Regions from separate parts of the Homo sapiens genome. Here region 2 is linked to region 1. A link is a loop called in an ENCODE intact Hi-C map of the cell type or tissue named here. Cell type or tissue: heart right ventricle. All regions are shown on one strand. Links, peaks and the distances in the headings refer to the core of each region. The heading gives the core; the rest is flanking DNA.

Region 1 (11,413 bases), core at 1,905-9,904:
TCGGATTGCATCGAGCTGAGGAGTTTGGGACCAGCCTGGCCAACATGGCAAAACCCATCTCTACAAAAAATACAAAAATTAGGCCACGTGTGGTGGCTCACACCTGTAATCCCAGCACTTTGGGAGCCCAGGCAGGTGGATCACCTGAGGTCAGGTGTTCGAGACCAGCCTGGCCAACATGATGAAACCCCGTCTCTACTAAAAATACAAAAATTAACCGGGCATGGTGGCAGGTGCCTGTAACTCCAGCTACTCAGGAGGCTGAGGTAGGAGAATTGCTTGAACCCGGGAGGCAGAGGTTGCAGTGAGCCAAGATTGCACCATTGCACTCCAGCCTTGGTAACAAGAGCGAAATTGCATCTCAAAAAAACAAAAAACAAAAAACAAAAATTAGCTGGGCATGGTAGTGGGTGCTTATAATCCCAGCTACTTGGGAGGCTAAGGCGGGAGAATCACTTGAATCCAGGAGGCGGAGGTTGCAGTAAGCCGAGATCATGCCACTGTACTCCAGCCTGGGCAACAGAATGAGACTCAGAAAAAAAAAAAAAAGATTTTCTGATTGAAAGAGTTATCTAAAGACCTAGAATCAATAGAAAGGAATATTTTGCTTAAGACGGGTTGTGGAGATCAAGGGTTTATCAAGGAAGCCTCCAGGTAGCAGGCTTCAGAGAAAATAGATTGTAAATATTTCTTATCAGACTTAAAAAGGTGCCAGACTCTTAGTTAATTCTCTCCTGAATCAGGGAAAAGACCTGGAAAGGGAATCTCTGTAGAATGTAGCTTTTCCCCACAAGAGATAGCTTTGCAGGGCCATTTCAAAATATGTCAGAGAAATATATTTTAGGGTAAAATACTTTGATTTCTTTCCATACTGTATTAGTTAGGCTGGAACTTGGTGTCTTATTGCTACAAAAAAGTCTTACGATGATCAGTTATGTCTGACTTCCAAAGGCAGGAAGATAAAATGAGACATATTTGACCGCCACTTCCCATCATGACCTGAAGTAGTTTTTCAGGTTACCTTTGGAATACCTTTGGCCAAGAGGAGGGGTCCTTAGTATGGATGAGGACTTAGATTTTTTTTTTTTTTTTTTTTTGAGACAGGGTCTCCCCAGCTAGAGTGCAGTGGTGTGATCTTAGCTCACTGAAACCTCTGCTTCCCGGGCTCAAGCAATTCTTCAGCCTCAGCCTCCCATGTAGCTGACTACATGGTGTGAGCCACCAACATCTGGCTAATTTTTGTATTTTTTTTAGAGACAGGGTTTTACCACGTTGCCCAGGCTGGTCTTGAACTCCTGAGCTCAAAGCGATACACCTGCCTTGGCCTCCCAAAGTGAAGAGATTACAGGCATGAGCCACCATGCCCGGCCAAGAATTTTATTTTTAGTTTACACATCCTTGCTAACTTAGTAATTCCTTGTGAAATCTTGGTAGTTCTAACTCCAATACTGTGCATCCTCAAAGGCATTTCTGTCAGGAGCTTTTCAAGTTTCTTACAGGGTTTCTGCTGAAGTGCTACACCGCTGTTTGTTATGTAAAATGTGCATAAAAACATTTACCATTGTAACCATTTTTAAATGTAGAGTTCAGTGTCATTAAGTACATTCATAATGTTGTGCAACCATCATGACTATCCATGACTTGCGATACTGAAACAAACTCCATGTTCCTCTTCCCCTCAGCCTCTAGCAACCATCATTCTACCTTCTGTTGCTGCAAATTTGACTACTCCAGGACCTCATATAAATGGAATCACAGGCTGGCCACCCTGGCTTATGCCTGTAATCCCAGCATTTTGGGAGGCTGAGGTGGGCAGATCACTTTGAGGTCAGGAGTTAGAGACCAGCCTGGCCAACATGGTGAAACCCTGTCTCCACTAAAAATACAAAAATTATCCGGGCGTGGTGGCACATGCCTGTAGTCCCAGCTGCTCAGGAGGCTGAAGCGGGAGGATTGTTTGAACCCAGGAGGTGGAGGTTGCAGTGAGCTGAGATGGTACCACTCCACTCCAGCCTGGGTGACAGAGGAAGACTCCATCTAAAAAAAAAAATTTTTTTTAAATAAATGGAATCACAGTATTTGTCTTTTGGTGACTGTCTTATTTCACTTAGCGTAATGTCCTCAAGGTATATCCATAGCATACTATGTGCCTGAATTTCTTTGTTGTCATTGTAGTGTTTTTTTGTTTGTTTGTTTTTCTTTTTGGAGACAGAGTCTCTCTCTGTCGCCCAGGCTGGAGTGCAATGGCACGAGCTCAGCTCCCTGCAACCTCCAACCTCTTGGCTCTGATGAATCATGCTGCTATGAACATGGGTGTACAGGTATCTCTTTGAGACTGTGCTTTCAGTTCTCTTGAGTGTATCCCCAGAAGTGGAACTGATGGGTCACACAGTAATTCTGTTTGATTTTCTTTTTTGAGATGAATGCTCCGTATGTTGCCCAGGCGAGTCTTGAACTCCTGGGATCAAGTGATCCTCCTGCCTTGGCCTCCCAAAATGCTGGGATTACAGGCATGAGCCACCACGCCTGGCTTCTCTGTAGGTTTGAATTGCATTTTTCCTAATGATTAGTGACATTGAGCATCTTTTCATGTATTAGTGGCCATTTGTATGTATTCTTTGTAGTAATGTCTATTCTAGTCATGCACACTGGTGTTAACTTAATTTTTGTTGTTTTTTGTTTTTCAGTTCTAATCTCATTTTAGCAAAAACTTACCTTTTTAAATATCCTGTTGCATTGTAACATATACTTAGGTCCACAAATCTGAGCTCAGTGAGGATTATCCCATAGGCTTCTTTGTTTTTCGTGTCAGTCAATGCCAAATCAAAGCCCTTTGGGCTGGTGGTTTCTGTAGAACCACCCTGATTCAGTCTGAGGGCAAATAATCTCCTACACTTCAGGCTCACAGATTCATCTTTGGCTCATGCTAAGACATGTCCCGAGGTCATGTAGTTGAATGGCAGCTAAACTTATCTGAGTTGTTTAAAGTATTTTCTCCCCAGTGGCTTAGAGTTGAATTTGGATAAATCTGCTCTCTGTACAGTGTAACCACATTTGGCAGGTGCTCAATAAATGTTTGTGGAGTGAATGAGAGAGATGAAAGGAGACATCAGGATGGGTATGTCTGGTGAATGTGGCTTTCTCCTTCCTTGGAGAGCTGACCATTGACAGGTGTGCCAGTTTGTTACAGCTGTGTGACAAACAACCCAAACAACAGGCATCTTATTGTTTCTTGTGATTCTGCCTGGTTGGGCTCAACTGGATGGTTCTTCTGCTGGTATCGCTTGGGGCCTCTTGATGGCAGGTAGGGCTGGAATGTTTAATATGTCTGCATTTATGTGTGCAGCCCTTCGGCAGGGACACTGAGTTGTCTGGATCTCTCTCTCTCTCTCTGTGTGTGTGTGTGTGTGTGTGTGTGTGTGTGTGTGTGTGTCAGTCTTCCACGCTATGGCCTCTGAAGCTCAAAGCTCCTAGAATCACAGGTCTGGAAGTTGCCAGAGCTGTAACTTGCCCCACATCACTTCCACTGCAGGCCCAGATCCCAGGGGAGGGAACCTTGCAGGGGTCCAGACACTGTTGCTGTGGCCATGGGTTCCTCTTGCCTGAGCTGATGCTGAGGTTTCTCCCATGTCTCCCAGATGCTCAGTGACCTCCAGGAGTCTGTGGCCAGCTCTCGCCCCCAGGAGGTGTCAGCATACCTCACCCGCTTCTGCGACCAGTGCAAACAGGACAAGGCCTGCCGCTTCCTCGCGGCCCAGAAGGGGGCCTACCCCATCATCTTCACTGCCTGGAAGCTGGCCACTGCAGGTGACCAGGGCCTTCTGCTCCAGTCCCTCAATGCCCTGTCGGTGCTGACTGATGGACAGCCAGACCTCCTGGATGCCCAGGGCCTGCAGCTCCTAGTGGCCACGCTGACCCAGAATGCTGATGAGGCTGACCTGACCTGCTCTGGGATCCGCTGTGTGCGTCACGCTTGCCTGAAACATGAACAGAATCGGCAAGACCTGGTGAAAGCTGGCGTGCTGCCTCTGCTGACTGGTGCCATCACCCATCATGGCCACCACACTGACGTGGTCAGGGAAGCCTGCTGGGCCCTGCGTGTCATGACCTTCGATGACGACATCCGTGTGCCCTTTGGCCATGCCCACAACCATGCCAAGATGATTGTGCAGGAGAACAAAGGCTTGAAGGTGCTCATCGAAGCCACCAAAGGTAAGAGCTGGGGGCCGACACGAGCCAGCGAACAAAGTGGGCGGGTCAGATGTGACCAGAGTGAGGGTCAGGGCTCAGGACTGCTTTAGGCACGGCAGGCTCAAGGCTCCACTCGCCCCTCGGCTTAGACCTGCCTGCATGGCAGCCCTCGTGAAGAGTCTCCCCATGTTTTCTAGTGGCTCCAGGAGAATTCCAGGCCAGCACTCAGGGGCCAGGAGCAGGCCACAATCCCATCTCTGGAGCTGTCTGGGGAAGGGGCTTGCTGTGTCCAACTCCAGGGGCTGAGAGTGGGGAAGGGGGACCTCCCCAGAGGGAAATAAGAGGACTCGGGGGGGCTGGCTGGCATGCACCATGGCAGTCTCAGCTGGATGTGTACACGCTTGATCATATTCAGCCACAAATCCTTAGGCATATTCATGTGTCTGGCTCCAGGGTGACCATGGTGAGCCAGCCCTGGGAGGTCACAGTGCTGACCGTCAGACCCTAAAGCTTCTGTCTTAACCCCTACCCCCATCCCATCCACTGAACCCACCAGAAAAGTCCTGATTGACACACAGAAGGTGTTAGGAGGATGAGTTCCCCTTTCTTGCCTGCCCCGTCACTCTGGTTCTGTGGCCAGGCCTGTGTGGGGGTTCTGGCTCTGTCTGCTGAGGAGATGGGCCCACCTCAGTCTCCCTTCCACACCTCCAGCAAGGCTGAAAATGAGTCCCGACCTTCTGCAAAGTCAGGCTGCTTTTCCAGGAGGTAGCTCACATCTTTCCTGTTTTATTTATAGGAGCTCCAATCAGTTAGGTTTCTGCCAGAGACAGGATATGTATATATGAAGAGACTTTTTGGTAAGGAATGGGATCATGCAATTATGGCAAGTCTGTACTCCATAGGGCAGGCTGGAAACCCCCAGGCAGTCCCCTTTTCGGGGAAACACCTCAGTTTCCTTCTAAGGACTTCAGCTGATGGAATGAGTCCCATTCACATTGTTCAAGGTCATCTCCTCTACTTAAAGGCAACTGGGCTGGGCATGGTGGCTCATGCCTGTAATGTCAGCACTTTGGGAGGCTGAGGTAGAAGGATTGTTTGGGCCCAGGAGTTCAAGACCAGCCTGGGCAACATGATGAAACCCTGTTTCTACTAAAAATACAAAAATTGCTGGGCGTGGTGGTGGGCACCTGTAATCCCAGTTACTTGAGAGGCTGAGGCACAAGGATCTCTTGAGCCTAGGAAGGAGAAATTGTGGTGAGCCAAGATCACGCCACTGCACTCCAGCCTTGGTGACAAAGCGAGACTCTGTCTCAAAAAAATTAATAATAATAATAATAATAATAGATAGCTGATTGTGGATGGTAACCATGTGGACAGAATACCTCCACGGCAACACCTAGATTGGCATTGGGTGGAACTGCAGAGGGCTACAGGTGGTCACAGGAACTGACCGTCGCAGCCCTGTGTAGGTGCAGGATCTTCGCCCTCTTGGCGTGAGTGCCGGCACCTGCTTCCTGGTGCAGCGCCTCTGGGCTCCATCTGCGGCTCCTGTGTTCAGTTTTGGCCACGTCAGCCCAGTCCGTATGTGTCCCTCTATGGTTCTGGAGTTTCCTGTTGCACTTAGAGAAGCCATTCCTACCCCATGATCATAAAAATAGTCTTCAGATGTCTTTTTTTTTTTTTGCACTATTATAGTTTTCTTTTTTTAGGTGAGACCATGAGTTGGTATGGAATTTATTTGGGGCATGATGGAAGGAAGCGGGTTGGGGGGCACATTCTTAAGTCTTCCCAGCAGCCAGCAGGGGGCACTGCAGGCCCAGGTAGCCCCTGGTGTTCCCTGGGGCCTTCCTGGTGCCCGTGGCCACTCCAATAGGCAGAAGGGCTGGACTCTTCCAGTGGAGCAGGATCTCCACCAAAACAGAGGGCCCTGCGGCTGGTTCTTCCCGCCCCCACCACCGTCTCCCTTTCTCCCTGCAGCGTTCCTGGATAACCCTGGCATCCTGAGCGAGCTCTGTGGAACCCTGTCCCGCCTGGCCATTCGCAACGAGTTCTGCCAGGAGGTCGTCGACCTCGGGGGCCTGAGCATTCTGGTGTCCCTGCTAGCCGACTGCAATGACCACCAGATGAGGGACCAGAGCGGCGTTCAGGTATGAAGTCCCCCTGGCCCATTGCGTGCTGTCCTTCTGGGTCCCAGTCAACCGGACGAGCTATAGTCAGAACAAGCCAGCCCTGCCTGCCAGTGTCGGAACCAAAGTGCAGTTTTTCTTTTCACGGACCCAAGGGCAGGAACCAAAGGTCGGGGGGGAAACAAACCCACCTGCTCTCCCTTATTGTCCTTTTGCACCAGGAAAAGGATGGTAGGAAGCATAGGGTTGGGGTGTGTCGGCCAAGGCTGGGATACTTGGGTTAGTTCCCGCACCTCTGCCTCAGTTTCCCTAGCTACAGAATAGAGCAGTGTCCCTACTCATTACTCCGTTTAGCAGCCGATTATTGAGCCCTTCTCCATGTGCCCATCCACAGCAGGGAGCCAATCAACAGGTGCCTCCCTATCCAGCTGCAGCTGCAGGAAAGCCCCCAGGGGTGCCACGGTCCTGCGCCCCCAAGCCCAGCTGTTGACGTCAGCCAGCCTCTTTCTGTGCAAGTGGCCAGGAGCTGAATGGGAACCAACTTCAGCAAATGAAGGGATACATTTTGCCCTGTACTCCTGGGCAGTTGGGGGCAGGGTCCTCAGGTTCTCCATCGGGGGATCAGCAGTCCCAGTAGCACCTCATCCACTGTCCTCAGTGCAGGGCAGTTAGCGCCTACCCTGGGTCTGTGGCCGTGGACAGGGGGACCCTGTGCTCTGAAGGCCGGCCTGAGTCACATGCCCCCGCTGCCCCTGTCGGGGTAGGGGATCAAGTCACCTGGATGGTACCGTTTGGACACAGGCAGCCTGAGCCACAGGCATCTGCCACCCCTTCTCGTTAGTCACACCCTGCAGTCACACCATACCTGTTGGTCAAACAGCAAAACAGCCCCACATTCTCCCTCAGAGCCCTCTCCCACAACCAGCGGCCTGGCTGGAGGTGAGCGGGCCTTTCCCTTGTGCAGGAGCTCGTGAAGCAAGTGCTGAGCACCCTGCGAGCCATCGCAGGCAACGACGACGTGAAAGATGCTATTGTCCGTGCTGGTGGGACGGAGTCCATCGTGGCTGCTATGACCCAGCATCTGACCAGCCCCCAGGTACCCACCTCGGGGGGCACACACAGTAGCAGGGTGGTGGCTGGAGTCCCAGTTCAGTTTCTGTATCTGCATGAAGCTCTATTCCCCTGCAGGGCCAGGGCAGGGCTGGTGAGGGTCGTGGGCATTGGCTCTCAAATGCTGACCTGCGTATGCATGACTTTGGGTGTCCTGGAGTTACCACCAGCACCCTGCAAAGATCTGACCAGGCCTATTGCCCTTGTCACCCCTAAGAGCTGAGCTGATATTTTTGTCACCCTGCCATTATTACACAGGAGTTGCCAGAGACCCACGGAGGGGAGGCCGCAGGGTGTTCACCAGGGGTTGGTGGCCATGGCAGGATGTTGTGGGGGGTCTATCTGCTGCATCTCAGCCTTTCTGTGACTGGCCCCTGCAGGTGTGTGAGCAGAGCTGCGCGGCCCTGTGCTTCCTGGCCCTGCGTAAGCCCGACAACAGCCGCATCATCGTGGAGGGTGGCGGGGCTGTGGCAGCACTGCAGGCCATGAAGGCACACCCGCAGAAGGCCGGCGTGCAGGTGGGCAGGGCAGGGGATGGGGGCAGGCAGGCTGGTGTGGGATGTGCAGGTAGGTGCAGAGAGGGCATGGGAGCAGGTGCGGTGTGCGGGTGGGTGATGGGGCAAAGGCTCAGTCCCTATCCCTATCCCTGTCCCTGTCCCTCCCACAGCCGAGCCCCATAGGGCCAACTTCTTTCTCATCTTGCAAAATGTGCTGAATTCTGCCTTCATTTGCCTCCTTCTCTGCCTTTGTTTTTTCTGCATTTACTCTCCTTTTTTGGGGAGGGGGTAGTTTGGAGGGGCTTTCTGGTGAAACCCTGGAAAGAAAGCTATAACACGTAATCTCCTTCTGTGGGTTTTTTTTTTTTTTTTTTGAGACAGTCTCACTCTGTCGCCCAGGCTGGAGTGCAGTGGCGCCATCTCAGCTCACTGCAACCTCTGCCTCCTGGGTTCAAGCGATTCTCCTGTCTCAGTCTCCCGAGTAGCTGGGATCACAGGCATGGGCCACCACGCCCAGCTAATTTTTGTATTTTTAGTAGAGACAAGGTTTTGCCATGTTAGCCAGGCTGGTCTCGAACTCCTGACTTCAGGTGATCCACCCACCTCCACCTCCCAAAGTGCTGGGATTACAGGTGTGAGCCACCGCACCCTTAATCTCCTTTTTTAAAAGTCCCTATAGAGAGATCTGGGGAGAAAGAAGTTGGGGAAGCGTGGATGGGGATCTGCCTGGGGTTTCAGAAAGGTTTCTGCCCCCTCCTTGGGCTGCTGGTCTGAGTTCTGAGTGTGGGACACCCTGTCCACACCTCCCTGGCTGAACCCAGACTCCTCCGTGCAGCCCCCGGGGCCCTCCTCGCCTCCTCACTCCCAGCATAGGATTCTTGGACACACCAGGCTGGGACCCACAGGGGGCCTTTGCTCTCGCTGGCTCTTACTCTGGGACACTGACCCTTACCTGGTCTGACCCCTTGTCCACTTCTGGCCACCCTGGCCAGCAGTTCCCCACTCTGCATGCGCTTCCCACCTGCTGTCCTGCTGGTGGTGGGAGCCACCCTGGGAAGCTTCCAGGCAGTGCCCCGCGCCCACCCACAGCAGGTGCACAGGGCACAAATGTCCACTGAATGGGTAGGGATGTAATTGACAGGTGCCTGTGCACAACCACTGTCTTCCCGTGGCCTCACTGCCCCCTTGCCCTAGGGCCCCTTCCTTGGCTCTGTGCCAGCCTCGGGGGACCTCAGGCTCACCAACTCTGAGGCTGAGAGTTCCAAAGCCATAGGATAGATCCTGGAGCTTCCCTGAGCCTGTTTCCTTGCCTGGGAGTTAGCCATGCCTTGTGGGGCTGCCAAGAGGGTAAAGTAGAGAGATGGGTCTAGCTTGATACAGTATAGGCAGCTGCTGGATGTCAGCTGTGGTTATGATCACCTCCATCTTGTTATGATGAAGACCCTGAGGTCAGAGTGGACCCCACCCCAAAGCCCCATCTGGCAGCTCACAGCTGCTCTCTCCTACAGAAACAGGCTTGCATGCTGATCCGAAACCTGGTGGCCCACGGCCAGGCCTTCTCGAAGCCCATCCTGGACCTGGGGGCTGAGGCACTCATCATGCAGGCCCGATCTGCCCACCGTGACTGTGAGGACGTGGCCAAGGCCGCCCTGCGGGACCTGGGTTGTCATGTCGAGCTCCGAGAGCTGTGGACAGGCCAGAGGGGCAACCTGGCGCCATGACCCCAGGCCCAGTCTGGGCCGTGACTCTGGGTGAGTCGTGTGACTCAGGAATGGGGGTAGATCCATGTCCTCCACTGTCCCCCATTAGTTCTGTCCCCTTCACAATGAGAAGTGTTTTCTGGCAGGCCCTAGGTAAAGGGTCGGGGGAGGGGGGAGCCTTGTAGGGAGGCCTCTACACAGAAGAAAGCAGCCCCCATGTCCCAGCCACTTCTGGGTCCCAGCCAGCAGCACGGATGTTACTGTCCTGCTCCTTCCCCCAGCCCCACGCCCTACCAGAGGGGGCAAAGGGCACGTCCCATCACTCACTGCCCTGTCTGAAATGTGGCAGCCACTGTGGGCCAGGCTCAGGGCAGGGCAGGCGATTCCAGTGGGGTTGGGCCCCCTGGCGCCTGCTGCTTACTGCAGTTTCATGCAGGCCTCTGCTCCTTGTCTTTCTTACCTGTAAAATGGGTCTCAGATGCTCCGCCCTGCTTGGCCCCAGCTTGTCTGTCTCTGGGTCCTGGGCCAGCCAGGATACCTGATAATAAAAGATCATTGGGTGAACAGCGGAGGGGTCTCTTCCATAGCTTGGCTGAGCATGGGGGGCCACAGTCAGTGGCCTCAGAGTGTGGGGGAGAGACAGACATTTTGGTGGGGGGGGCCATGGAGTCACTGAGGATAGCAAAGGGGTTTTGGGAACAGCCAGGGATCTAGGATCTGCTGTCACCCTCAGACAGGCAGGCGCTGAGGCCATGGTCAGGATCACTGTTTCTGACGTGTACCACCTGCAGGGCCGGAGGGCTCCACGTTCATCCCCTACTCAGCTCTGCGGCCTTGAGCAAGTGAAAGAACCTCTCCGAGCCTCAATATGCTCCTCCTAAAGTGAGGAGTGGGGCAGTGATAGATCGCCCTCTGAGAGGTGTTGGACCAGGCTGAGCACATGGAGGGTGTCCAGTTGTCTTAGGCTGGGTGTCCTAGGTACCCAACCTCTTGTCTCTGAGCCTCGATTTCCCCATCTATAAGATAGACATCGGCGGGCACGGTGGCTCATGCCTGTAATCCCAGCACTTTGGGAGGCTGAGGTGGGTGGGTCACTTGAGGTCAGGAGTTCGAGACCAGCCTTGCCAATATGGTGAAACCCCGTCTCTACTAAAAAAATACAAAAATCAGCCCAGTGTGGTGACGTATGCCTGTAATACCAGTTACCTGGGAGGCTGAGACAGGAGAAGTGCTTGAACCCGGGCAGCAGAGGTTGCAGGGAGCTGAGATCACGCCACTGCACTCCAGCCTGGGCAACAGAGCAAGACTCTGTCTCAAAAAAAAAAAAAAAAGACATCATTGTTGTTGCCCTCAGTGACCACCCCACCCCAAGCATTCTGGGGGTGCCCAGACAGCTGTGGCCCTGCAGACCCCAGCTCTTCTGCTCTGAAGTCACACTCAGAGGTCACACCGTGGTCACTAGGTGGCTTGTGCATCTCTTGTGGCCTCACGGGGGTCCGGGCAGCCTCATGACCACTGGTGTGTGCCCTAGCCTTCCTGCCCACACCTTGGAGGCCTCTCCCCTCTTGGACCCTCGCCCCTGCTTGTCATGTGCCTCCCCGAGCCCCAGGATGGCCTGGGCTCAGTCCTTGACCTCAGGGACACTCCTTTCCCAGCAGGCCCCCAGCTTCCGTGGAATCCAGCCGATGCAAACAGCTGAGGAGCGTCACCCTGGCTGCACCTCTCCGTGGTGTCCCCGTCTCCCCTGCCCCCAGCAGGAAAGGGTGCTCTCAGCTCAGCAGGGCTGGCC
Region 2 (11,413 bases), core at 3,414-11,413, 56 kb after region 1:
CTGTCTCAAAAATAAATAAATAAATAAATAAATAAATAAATAAATAATAAAATCCACTTCGAATCTGTACGAGTTTCCTGGGGCTGCTGTCAGAAAGCACCACAAACCAGGTGGCCTCAAACAACAGGAATTTCTTCTTTCACAGTCCTAGGGCCAGAAGTCTGAAGTGAAGGTGTGGGCAGGGCTGCGTTCCCTCCAGAGGCTCTAGGGGAGGATCCTTCCTTGCTTCTTCCGGCTTCTGGGGGCTCCTGGTTCTCCTTGGCTTGTGGCCGCATGGCTCCAATTTCTGCCTCTGTCATCACGTGGCCTTCTCCCCTGTGTGTCTGTTTTCTCTCTCTCTCTTTTATTTATTTATTTTTGTTTGTTTGTTTGTTTTTGAGATAGAGCCTAGCTCTGTCACCCAGGCTGGAGTTCAGTGGTGTGATCTTGGCTCAGTGCAACCTCCATCTCCCCAGTTCAAGCAATTTTCCTGCCTTAGCCTCCCGAGTAGCTGGGACAACAGGCACGCACCACCACGCCTGGCTAATTTTTTTGTATTTTTAGTAGAGACAGGTTTCGACACGTTGGCCCCGCTGGTCTTGAATTCCTAGCCTCAAGTGATCCACCCGCCTTGGCCTCCCAAAGTGCTGGGATTATGGGCATGAGTCACCGCGCCCGGCCTGTTTTCTCTTCTTATAAGGACACCAATTCGCATTTAGGGCCCACCCTAACCCAGTATGACCTTACCTTAACTCTATTACATCTGCAAAGGCCCTGCTTTCAGATAAGGTCACCTTCTTGGAGACTAGGGGTTAGAACTCAGACATAGCTTTTCAGAGGACAGAAATTAAACCCTCAACAGAAACCCTCGCCCTCCCTCGCTAGGGTTAGTCACAGGGTCCTCTGAAGAGGTGGCCTTTGCCCCCTTCAAACAGTTACCAGTTCCTGCCTAGGGCCCAGAAGCAAGATGGTTACGGCCCGGGCCCTCTGCCCCTCAGCTGTTTGGGAAGAATCTGCAGGCTTGAGCCAGGCCCTTCCCACCACCTTGAGCCGATCCCCTACCCTCTCTGTGTCCCAGTTTCCTCCTCCGTAAAGTGGAGGCATGGATATCCGCTTCCTCCTTGGCTGGCATGGGCATCCAGTGAGCTGGCAGGCCTTCGAAAGGGACAGCCTTATTTATTTATTTATTTATTTATTTATTTATTTATTTAGAGACAGAGTCTCTCTCTGTCCCCCTGGCTGGAGTGCAGTGGTGCGATCTCGGCTCACCACAACCTCCACCTCCTGGATTTAAGCGATACTCCTGCCTTACCCTCCCGAGTAGCTGGGATTGCAGGAGTCTGCCACCATGCCTGGCTAATTTTTTTGTACTTTTTTTTAGTAGAGTCAGCGTTTCACCATGTTGGCCAGGCTGGTCTCGAACTCCTGACCTCAGGTGATCCACCCGCCTCAGCCTCCCAGAGTGCTGGGATTACAGGTTTGAGCCACTGCACCTGGCCAGGGCAGGCCCCTTTAAGTGCGCATGAGCAGGTGCAGGGTGTTGTGTTCTGCAGGGAACTGGGGTTCAACCCTTGAGGCAGCAGGCATGCATGCATGTTGCACACACAAGTGGTGGGTGGTGAGGGGTGAGGGAGGCGGGCTGCCAGACCACGTCAGAGGCTCCTGGTGACCGTTTGTGGCCTGTTTTTCTGGGTCTCTCCCAAGAGTGCTTATGGCCCACCATGGCTCGGGTCCCCCATGCCCAAGGGCAGCACAGAGCCAGAAAGGGAACCTGGCAGCCACAGGGGGTGGGAGAGGCAGGATAGCGGTGCCTGTGCTGGGACCCTGGGAGGGGCATGTCCGGGAGAGAGGGCAGACCCCACATGTAGACCCCTGCAGGCCTTGTTCTGAGAGAGCCAGGGCTTCTCAGCTGAGACCCAAGTGCCTGGAGGCTGGGACACCTTCCCTGCAGGGGTTTGGGTGAATGGTAGTCTAGTCCAGGGGCAGGGTGCTGAGTGTCAACCCATCTCAGACACGTTCTCCTCTCAATGGAGACCCTCACTATTCTGGGGCTTGGGTGTCAGCTCAGCTCCCATTCCTGGGACAAGATTGGGGGGAAAAGGAGGGTGACTCTGCTAGTGGGTGCCAGGGGTGGGGCCACGCAGATGGGAGGTTCTGTCCTTTGCATCTCAGTGGCTTTTGTGCTTTTGTTTTTTCCAGTGTCTTCAAAAAGATTTTCTGCCAAGGTGAGCCACTATGTCACCGCCCCGGCCTGGGGACAGTCACCACTACCCTGATGGGCTGGCAGGAGTTAGGCAGGTGGTCTGAGGAGAGTCTCAGGGGTGGGGACAGGACTACCTGTCTTCCCATTCCCAGCTCTGCCTGGACACAGCCCAGCCTGGGAACTGACGGGACATCCCGAGTGTCCTTCCGGCAGTGGGGTGGGGAGACTCAACAGCTCTAAAACAACCTTTTCATGTTTGATTTATTGTTAAACAGAGAGCAGGTGCTACTTTCTTAATAAAGGAAAAGATAAACTGTAAAAGCTGGGATGCCAAACACCAACAGACATGCCCTTGGGCAGGGCTCCGAGCTGCTTTGCAGCCTGGTTCGCTTTGCAGTCCCCAAGAGAACTTGGTGGGGTGGGAGGCCCAGAAAACATAGGGAGGAAGGACGGGGCTGGGGTTGATAATGTCAGTCTGGACAAATCGGGGTGGGGCCCTCACATGGGGGTGGGGTTATGTGCTGTGCATGGAGATGGGGTCACCCCGGCCCCGCCTCCGCACTTTGGGCGCTCTGCTGGTCACAGAGGCCCGCAGGGAGGGCAGGCAGAGGCAGAGGGATGTTGACCTTCCCGCTTATCTCCAGGAGGCCTTCCGGGTCCTCTACTACACCTACCTCAACGAGGGATTTCTCAGCTTGTGGCGCGGGAACTCGGCCACCATGGTGCGCGTGGTGCCCTACGCCGCCATCCAGTTCAGCGCACACGAGGAGTACAAGCGCATCCTGGGCAGCTACTATGGCTTCCGTGGAGAGTGAGGCCCCGCCCCGCCCTGCCACAGAATCGCCCCGCCCACGCCCGCCCCTCTCTCTTTCTTCTGCACGCCCCGCTCCCTCCTCTTCGTGCCTTGCCCCTAGCCCTGCCTTCCCTCTTCCCACAACGAAACACTGGGAGACTCCTCACCCAGGCCCTCCTGAGGGACCCCCTGACTCTGTCACATGCCCTATTCTGTCTTCAGAGCTCCTCTCCTTTGCCCGTTTGTCTCCAGACGTTTCTCCACCCCCACGCATAAATCCCAGAGGGGCAGGTTACTATGCCCCCAGGGCCGTAGGGAAAATACGCATCATTAATTTATGCCAGCAGGGGGGAAGGGAAGGCAGCCATGTAAACCTCAAAATGAGGCCCACTCCAGAGACCCCATCAGCTTGGCCAGGAGGAAGCCAAACCCGCCTCGTGTTCCTCGGTCCCCACCCCTGTCCCCGCCCCAGCAGAGACGTGCGGGTGCTCCAGGCTGGGCCTCTGTGCATCTGCAACCCCCTCACTGCCGTCTCGCCTTCTCCTCCTGCCCTGTTCAGAGCCCTGCCCCCTTGGCCTCGCCTCTTCGCCGGCGCACTGGCTGGAACGACAGCCGCTTCACTGACCTACCCCCTGGACCTGGTCAGAGCGCGGATGGCCGTAACCCCGAAGGAAATGTGAGTCCTTACATCGGTGATGCGCATCAGCCCCGGGGGCTCTGTGTCTCGGGGGCTCCCAGGTCGGAATCCCTCTCTCTATCGGGCCCCAGGGGTTTGCATCTGGGCCTCCGTGTCCACAGGGCAGGCCTGATGTGTCATTCTGCAGCTGTTCCAGAAAGGCAGCAATTTGTTCTCTTAGCCTGGGGGTCACTTTCTGCTTAGATCAAACCAAGGGTCTTCATTTTGAACTGGGCACAGATGCAGTAAAAATATGTAAGAATACGGCCGGGCACGGTGGCTCACGCCTGTAATCCCAACACTTTGGGAGGCCGAGGTGGGCGGATCACTTGAGGTCAGGAGTTTGAGACCAGCTTGGGCAACATGGTGAAACCCCGTATTTACTAAAAATACAAAAATTAGCCGGGCGTGGTGACACGCACCTGTACTCCCAGCTACCTGGGAGGCTGAGGCAGGAGAATTGCTTGAACCCGGGAGGCGGAGGTTGCAGCGAGCCGAGATCGAGCCACTGCACTCCAGTGTGGGCAATAGAGCCAGACTCTGTCTCTCAAAAAAAAAAAAAAAAAAAAAAAAAAAGTCTGAGACTAGAATGCTTAATTCAAGGAAGATACCATGATCATGAAAAATGTGTAAGAATAGACCGGGCTTGGGCCCAGGTGCGGTGGCCCATGCCTGTAATCCCAGCACTTTGGGAGGCCAAGGCAGGAGGATCGCTTGAGCCCAGGAGTTTGAGACCAGCCTGGGCAACATAGCAAGACCCCATCTCTACAAAAACTGAAATATTAGCCTGATGTGATGGCATACGCCTGTGATCCCAGCTGCTCCAGAAGCTGAGGGAGGAGGATTGCTTGAGTCTCGCAGCTTGAGGCTGCAGTGAGCCATGATCACGTCACTGCACTCCAGCCGGTCCACAGAGTGAGACCCTGTCTCCAAAAAAAAAAAAACAAAAAAAGTGTAAGAATAGAGGCCGAGCATGGTGGCTCACGCCTGTAATTCCAGCACTTTGAGAGGCTGGGGTGGGTGGATCACCTGAGGTCAGGAGTTCAAGACCAGCCTGGTCAACATGGCAAACTCTATTTCTACTAAAAATAAAAAATTAGCCAGGTCTGCTGGCATGTATCTGTAATCCCAGCTACTTGGGAGGCTGAAGCAGGAGAATCACTTGTACCCAGGAGGCAGAGGTTGCAGTGAGCCAAGACTGTGACACTACACTCCAGCCTGGGCAACAGAGGGAGACTGTCTCAAAACAAAAACAAAGAAACAAAAAAAAAGACAAGGGCTGAGCACTTGCTTCCCGTGGCGAAGGTGGAGTCTGGGCTTACGCATGCATTTCCCCTCTAATAACAAAGCTTGAGTGATGGGGTTATATGTCTTGAAGAAGAAGGAAAACATCAACATCCAGACACACCCAGGCCCAGCCGGCTTCGGGAGGAGCCGAGAGCCTCTGTGGCTCCTCCCTGTGCCTGGGAGGCCTGAGTCCCACCTGCTGGGCTGCTCTGTCCTGGCAGGTACAGCAACATCTTTCATGTCTTCATCCGCATCTCGAGAGAAGAGGGGCTGAAGACTCTCTACCATGGATTTATGCCCACCGTGCTGGGGGTCATTCCCTACGCTGGCCTGAGCTTCTTCACCTATGAGACGCTCAAGAGCTTGCACAGAGGTAAGGAGAGCTGGGAGCATGAGGAGGGGACGTTCAGGAAGCATTCCCTGGGGACAGCAGCTCCACCTGGGTCACATAGACCTGGAGACCAGGCGGAGTGGGGTACGACCCCTGGGTGGGGCAGGCTGTAGACCCACATCCAAATCGGGAGAAAACACACTGTGTGCAGCCGCCACTGAGGAACCTGGACTCACTGCCTTAAATGCCTAAGTGAGAGGAACTCTGGCTGGTGCCACGGCTCGTGCCTGTAATCCCAGTGCTTTGGGAGGCCGAGGTGGGCGGATCACTTGAGGTCAGGAGTTGCAGACCAGCCTGGGCAACATGGCGAAACCCCGTCTCTACCAAAGATACAAAAAAATTAGGCATGGTGGCACACACCTGTGGTCCCAGCTACTAGAGAGGCTGCGGTGGGAGGATCACCCAAGCCTGGGAGGTCAAGGCCGCAGTGAGCTGTGATCTCACTGCTGCACACCAGCCTGGGTGTCAAAGTGAGACCCTGTCTCAAGAAAAAAAAAAAAAGTGACTCTGGGAAGCCCAGTGTGTCACCTAGAGCATTGATACCTCACCTCTTCACGAGCACACACGCAAAGCATATGGGTAAAACCCAGATGGAAAGGAAGTACTCTTGCTTGTTTTGGTAGTTGGGAGAAAATCAAAAAGTACAAAGAATGATATAATACTCATACCTGCCACTGCATGTGAACAGGCATTCACATTTTGCTACATTTGCTCCCAGATATTTTGTTTTTTTTCTTTTTTGTAGAGATGGGGTCTCCCTCTGTTGCCCAAGTTGGTCTCAAACTCCTGGGCTCAAGCGATCCTCCTGCCTTGGCCTCCCAAAGTGCTGGGATTAAAGGTGTGAGCCGCTGCACTCAGCCCACTCCCAGACATTTTTTGTCAAAGAAATAAAATGTTAGGGGTAACGCTGAGGGCCCAAGTCTCTCTCCTGAGGCCTCTTATTAGAAGTGAGGGTTGCACCCCTCAAGACTGCTTTGAAAATACTTCTGTATGTATTTATCTGTGGCATGAACAAAACCATGTCACCTTTCACAGGTATAAAAAATGCTCCAAGTGGAGTCAGCTCACCCGGGAGTGCAGCTCCCAGCTCAGCTGGTTTGGGGTGCATCCACCAGCATCTGTGCTCTGTTCCGCCTTTTTAGTGGCTGCACAGTGGGCCTTACCTTCTTGGGGTGCCCTTTGGCTGTTGCCAGGTTTTCTGTGATCAGCCGACATCCAGGAGCTCGTCTCCTTGTGTGACTGTAAAACCCCATTTTCGGTGTTTCTCTCTGGAGTGCTTTCCAGCCCCTTGACCCCACGTTCTCACCCCACGTGATGCCATCAGACCCCTTGTTTTTGCCCACCTGGTGAGCAGATCACAGTGTCTCCTGTCTGGCTGTTTTTTTGAGACGGAGTCTCACTCTGCCGCCCAGGCTGGAGTGCAGTGGAACGATCTCAGCTCACTGCAACCTCCACTTCCTGGGTTCAAGCCATTCTCCTGCCTCAGCCTCCCTAGTAGCTGGGATTACAGGCGCCCACCACCACACCTGGCTAATTTTTGTGTGTTTTTGGTAGAGACAGGGTTTCTCCATGTTGGCCAGGCTGGTCTCCAATTCCTGGGCTCAAGTGATCCGCCTGCCTTGGCCTCCCAAAGTGCTGAGATTACAGGCGTGAGTCACTGCACCCAGCCTTGGCTGTTTTAAATTCCTAGTTCTAAATTTACTATTACAAATGTTTAAAGTACCCCTACTGACCTGTTGCTGCTCCTTCCTCCTCCACACCCACACACCCCGTTTAGACCCGCAAGACAGAGCAGGGTGAAGTTCATGGTCACTTATGTCCACTCTGTGCAACAGCTCGCAGGGGCTCCCCAGGGAGGGCGCAGGTCGGGGACCAGGCACGGGAGCACCTAGAATGTTCCTTTACTAGACGTGGAGTAGAGCTGATTAGATGTGAGCAGTGGCTCTAGGAGTTGGTTCTATGATTCTCTGTGTTTCTGCCTTTTAAGAAATTTTATTTCTCGGCCGGGCTCGGTGGCTCATGTCTGTAATCCCAGCACTTTGGGAGGCCGAGGCAGGCAGATCGCCTGAGGTCAGGAGTTTGAGACCAGCCTGACCAACATGGAGAAACCCTGTCTCTACTAAAAATACAACATTAGCCAGGCGTGGTGGTGCATGCCTGTATTCCCAGCTACTTTGGAGGCTGAGACAGAATTGCTTGAACCCGGGAGGCGGAGGGTGCAGTGAGCCGAGATTGGGCCATTGCCCTCCAGCCTGGGCAACAAGAGTGAAATTACATCTCCAAAAAAAAAATTTTTTTTATTTCTCGAGTTTGAGTGAAAGGAGCGACCCGGAGGTGAGGCAGTGGGGCGTGTGGGTGCGCATGAGTGCGAACACACGTGGGGGTGCAAGTGCATGTGTGTATGTGCACGCAGGTTGCTCCTAGGGGTGCAAAGGCGCGCGCACGGGTGCGGGGTGCGCGCCCCCTCGCGGCGCCTTCACGGCCCTCCCGCCCCTCGCCCTGCAGAGTACAGCGGCCGCCGGCAGCCCTACCCCTTCGAGCGCATGATCTTCGGCGCCTGCGCTGGCCTCATCGGGCAGTCGGCCTCGTACCCGCTGGATGTGGTGCGGCGGCGCATGCAGACGGCCGGCGTCACGGGCTACCCGCGCGCCTCCATCGCCCGCACGCTGCGCACCATCGTGCGGGAGGAGGGCGCCGTGCGCGGCCTCTACAAAGGCTTGAGCATGAACTGGGTCAAGGGTCCCATCGCCGTGGGCATCAGCTTCACCACCTTCGACCTCATGCAGATCCTGCTGCGGCACCTGCAGAGCTAGGGGACCCTGAGCTGCTCTCAGGACGGTGGACCGGTGACCCCTTTGTATTCTGGGCCCATGGAACGGTGGGGGGGTGCGCTTGATTCTACTTCAGGAGGCACATGGGGCGCTTTATGGAACGAGCAGGTGGGCCTGAGGGGCCTGGGCTCAGAGTCCACGTCCAAACGCAAAGCTGGCAGCCCTGGAAGTGCAGTGTTGGGGCGATGGTGTGGGGGGTCCCGCAGCTCCCCTCTTCCTTCCTCTGCAGACGCTGGCGCTGTCTGCCGGAGGTGTTGCCCAAAAGGCCCTAGTGGGGCGTGGTCAGCTCCACCTCCTGATCCTGTGTGTCCTCCGACATGCTGCTGATTCTAGTGACCCCTGTCCCCACCAGGCTCAGAGCCAGACCGCGCCTGGACCTTCTTGTTCTGACTCCACGTGCCTGCCCGGCCTCCAGGGTGCGGGGGCGCCTTTCTTGCAGGCGGACCCTGCCCAGGATGGGGCCAGCCTCGTGCTCAGCTTTGGCCACAAATGCAGCCCCTGGCCCACCCCACCCTGCCGGCCCTGCCTTCTCCAGTATTTCCCACATGGCCACGACTCCTCAGTCACTAGAGCCTCCTGCTGGGAACAGTGTCCCCCAGAGCCTCATGTCTATCCTAGACCCTGCAAGCAGCTGGGTCCCCAAGAGTGCATCTCCCCCTAGAGTTGCCTGCCCATGCCCACCTGCTTTGTAACCTTCCCAGGAGATTCATGCTTGCTCTGCACAGCAGGGCTCGAGGCCCAGGCCATGACACGGAACTGCCTCAGGTTTGGGTCAGACCTGCATCCTGGGGCATCTGCTGAAATGTGAGCACACAAACCACCTCCTTTGGCCCAGAAGCCCCCCAGGCCTAGCATCTCAGTGCCCCAACCCTCTGCCCAGCTGTGGTATCCAGCAGGTCCTTGGGTCCCCACTTGAGCAGGCACTTGGCTGGGATATGGAGCAATTTAAAGCCCACAGGGGTTGTTCAGTTTCTATGAAATGGAGCATGGGGTGCCTGCTAGCCTCAATCCCCCGAAGTGGGAGCCTCATGATAGAGTATAGCTTGGGGGTGGGAGGTGAGGAAAATCTGAGGTACCCAGGGGAACCCCCAGCTAACTGGTCTCTCAGAGGAGTCCCCCAGGGCCCGCCAGCTATCACAGGGACTCAGAAACACCCATTTCCTAATGACATGGTGAGTTTCTTGATTTCTTTTTTTTGTTTGTTTTGTTTTGGTTTTCAACTTGGCTGACCCCGGGTCTATGATCTATTCACATCGAACCCCTGACTGGTCTGCCTGGTGCCAGGGTGAGCGTGACCGTGAGTGTTGCTTTCGACAGCTGGCTCAGCACACGCTGTGTGAAGGGATCTGAGCTTGTTCATCTCCAGTCGTGACTTCATTTCCCTTCCTTCTGTCCTCCTCCTGTTCTTGCCTTGGACCTGCAGGTGTGCAGACCGCTCTCTCTGCCTTCCTTGCATGTGGCCACCAGCCATCCCTGATCTTGTCCCCAGAGGCCCAGGCAGCCTGTGATGGCTGTGAGGGGCTGTCCCACTGTGTGGGTATCCCTTACCCAGCACTTAAACTTGGCAGGAGAGGCAGGGCAACCCTCACAGGGAGATGGGAGGGCACCCAACTCCCACAAGCATGCAACAGCAGTAGGAATTGGGGGTCTGCCCCAGGTGGGTGAGACCAAATGAGTGGATTTGGGGCCACAGGCTAGGCAGGAGAGACAAGGGGTAGGTGGGAGGGTCCCCCAGTCCCTGCTGACCCCAGTGTGTCTCCCCGGAGATGGCTCCTAGCTGAGTGGGACCCGGCAGGAGTTGGGGACAGTGCTGTCCCCCACCCCTGCACACAGCCAGGCCCTCAGGCTCTGCGGTCACTCGCCTCCCTGCTGGTCACTGGTCTTGGTCTGGAGTTATATTTTGATGCCATGAAGACACTGTTTATATCTAATGTTTATATATTTTAAAGATTTGTGCCAAGAGAGTATATTTAATAAAAACTTAAATGACTTCTTCTCCTGCTCCTGGCTCTTCTTTGGCTCTGACCGCCCCCCCATCTTCCCCCATGAACCCCCAAACAGGGTTGAAGTGCTTTTGACACATTTGTGATAAAAGTTCTGAATAAAAGTCTTGAATAAAGAAGTTTTTAAATGCAATTGTTGTTTGAATTAATACATACCACAATTTTCCAGAAAACACCAGCTGTCCACAAGGGTTTACAGTGAAAAGTAGGTGAACAGTTCCCTCTGCAGGGGGCCTCCTGTGACCATTTTCTCTTGTCTCCTCCCACAGAGATTCTGTGCATACACTCATCCCTTTCAGGATATATGTGGCCACCCACAAAGGCAGGAGGGGCCGTCTCTGTGCAGCCAGCACAGCCCAAAGTCTCATGGGCTTGAACATGGCCTTCCTTCCCAAGAGCCCTGCACTCTGGGGCTGGCTGAGGCTTCAGGCCTGAACGTCAGTCACCATCTGCAGGGGCAGCCACCAGAGGGTCTCCAGTGGCAATCCTGGCTCACTTCACCTGCAGCCCATTGGCCAGAGCAACTTGGAGGACCCACCCACTGCCAGGCCAGAAGTGGGAGCCTCTGCGTGCCCAGAGAGGAGGGGCGGCTGGGCCAGCACAGGCCTGGTGCTCTTGTTGGGGTGGGAGTAGGAATAAGTTCCACTGCGCTGACCCCCCACTGCTCTCCAATCTGCTCACGTGCAACAGGATTTCTTTTGAGTTGGTCTCCGTTGTGCACATTGTTCAGCAGCTGTGCGGTTTTCTCCTAGAGGATCCCCAGGATGACATTTACCAGGGTGGGTGTGGTGGCTCATGCCTGTAATCCCAGCACTTTGGAGACTGAGGCAGGTGGCTTGCTTGAGCCCAGGAGTTTGAGACCAGCCTAGGCAACACAGTAAGACCCCCCATCTCTACAAAAAAATAGAAAAATTAGGCCGGATGCAGTGGCTCACGCCTTTAATCCCATCACTTTGGGAGGCCAGGGCAGGTGGATCACTTGAGGTCAGGAGTTCAAGACCAGCCTGGCCAACATGCTGAAACCCCCATCTCTATTAAAAGTACAAAAATCCTAGCTACTCAGGAGGCTGAGGCAGGAGAATTGCTTGAACCTGGGAGGCGGAGGTTGCAGTGAGCCGCTGCACTCCAGCCTGAGTGACTGAGAAGTCTCCGTCTCAAAAAAAAATTTTTTTTTAATTAGCCAGTCTTGGAGGTGCGTGCCTGTAGTCCCAGCCACTCAGAAATTCACGCCTCCCTTATGTTACCAAACC

Evidence for each region. Hi-C counts contacts between places; a loop is a spot of excess contacts. Peaks named below come from ENCODE experiments on the same cell type or tissue, not always from the same donor. Only the 100,000 strongest peaks of a DNase experiment are listed, where the experiment ranks them.
Region 2: it touches region 1 in a loop (1.8-fold over the local background); 34 of 110 quality-filtered maps call a loop at or near these places.

The regions. Positions count from the first base shown.
Region 1 is chr19:19,047,984-19,059,396 of GRCh38, forward strand. It overlaps ARMC6 (armadillo repeat containing 6), which reads left to right. Exons shown (of 9, transcript NM_001199196.2): 5 at 3,639-4,212; 6 at 6,169-6,338; 7 at 7,282-7,413; 8 at 7,808-7,945; 9 at 9,433-10,193. The coding sequence ends at 9,645. Among named protein-coding and RNA genes, the nearest start is that of SLC25A42, 10 kb to the right of the region's middle. RefSeq lists enhancers at 3,773-4,273, 6,037-6,096. In heart right ventricle, for the core only: a CTCF peak has its summit at 5,998 (motif pointing right); a DNase peak (open chromatin) is centred at 6,028.
Region 2 is chr19:19,102,735-19,114,147 of GRCh38, forward strand. It overlaps SLC25A42 (solute carrier family 25 member 42), which reads left to right. Exons shown (of 8, transcript NM_178526.5): 4 at 2,179-2,204; 5 at 2,827-2,993; 6 at 3,535-3,651; 7 at 5,160-5,311; 8 at 7,835-10,296. The coding sequence ends at 8,142. Among named protein-coding and RNA genes, the nearest start is that of TMEM161A, 30 kb to the right of the region's middle. RefSeq lists a silencer at 7,697-7,886 and an enhancer at 10,226-10,520. In heart right ventricle, for the core only: a CTCF peak has its summit at 7,790 (motif pointing left); no DNase peak of the experiment used is centred there; H3K4me3 peaks cover 264 bases; H3K27ac peaks cover 397 bases.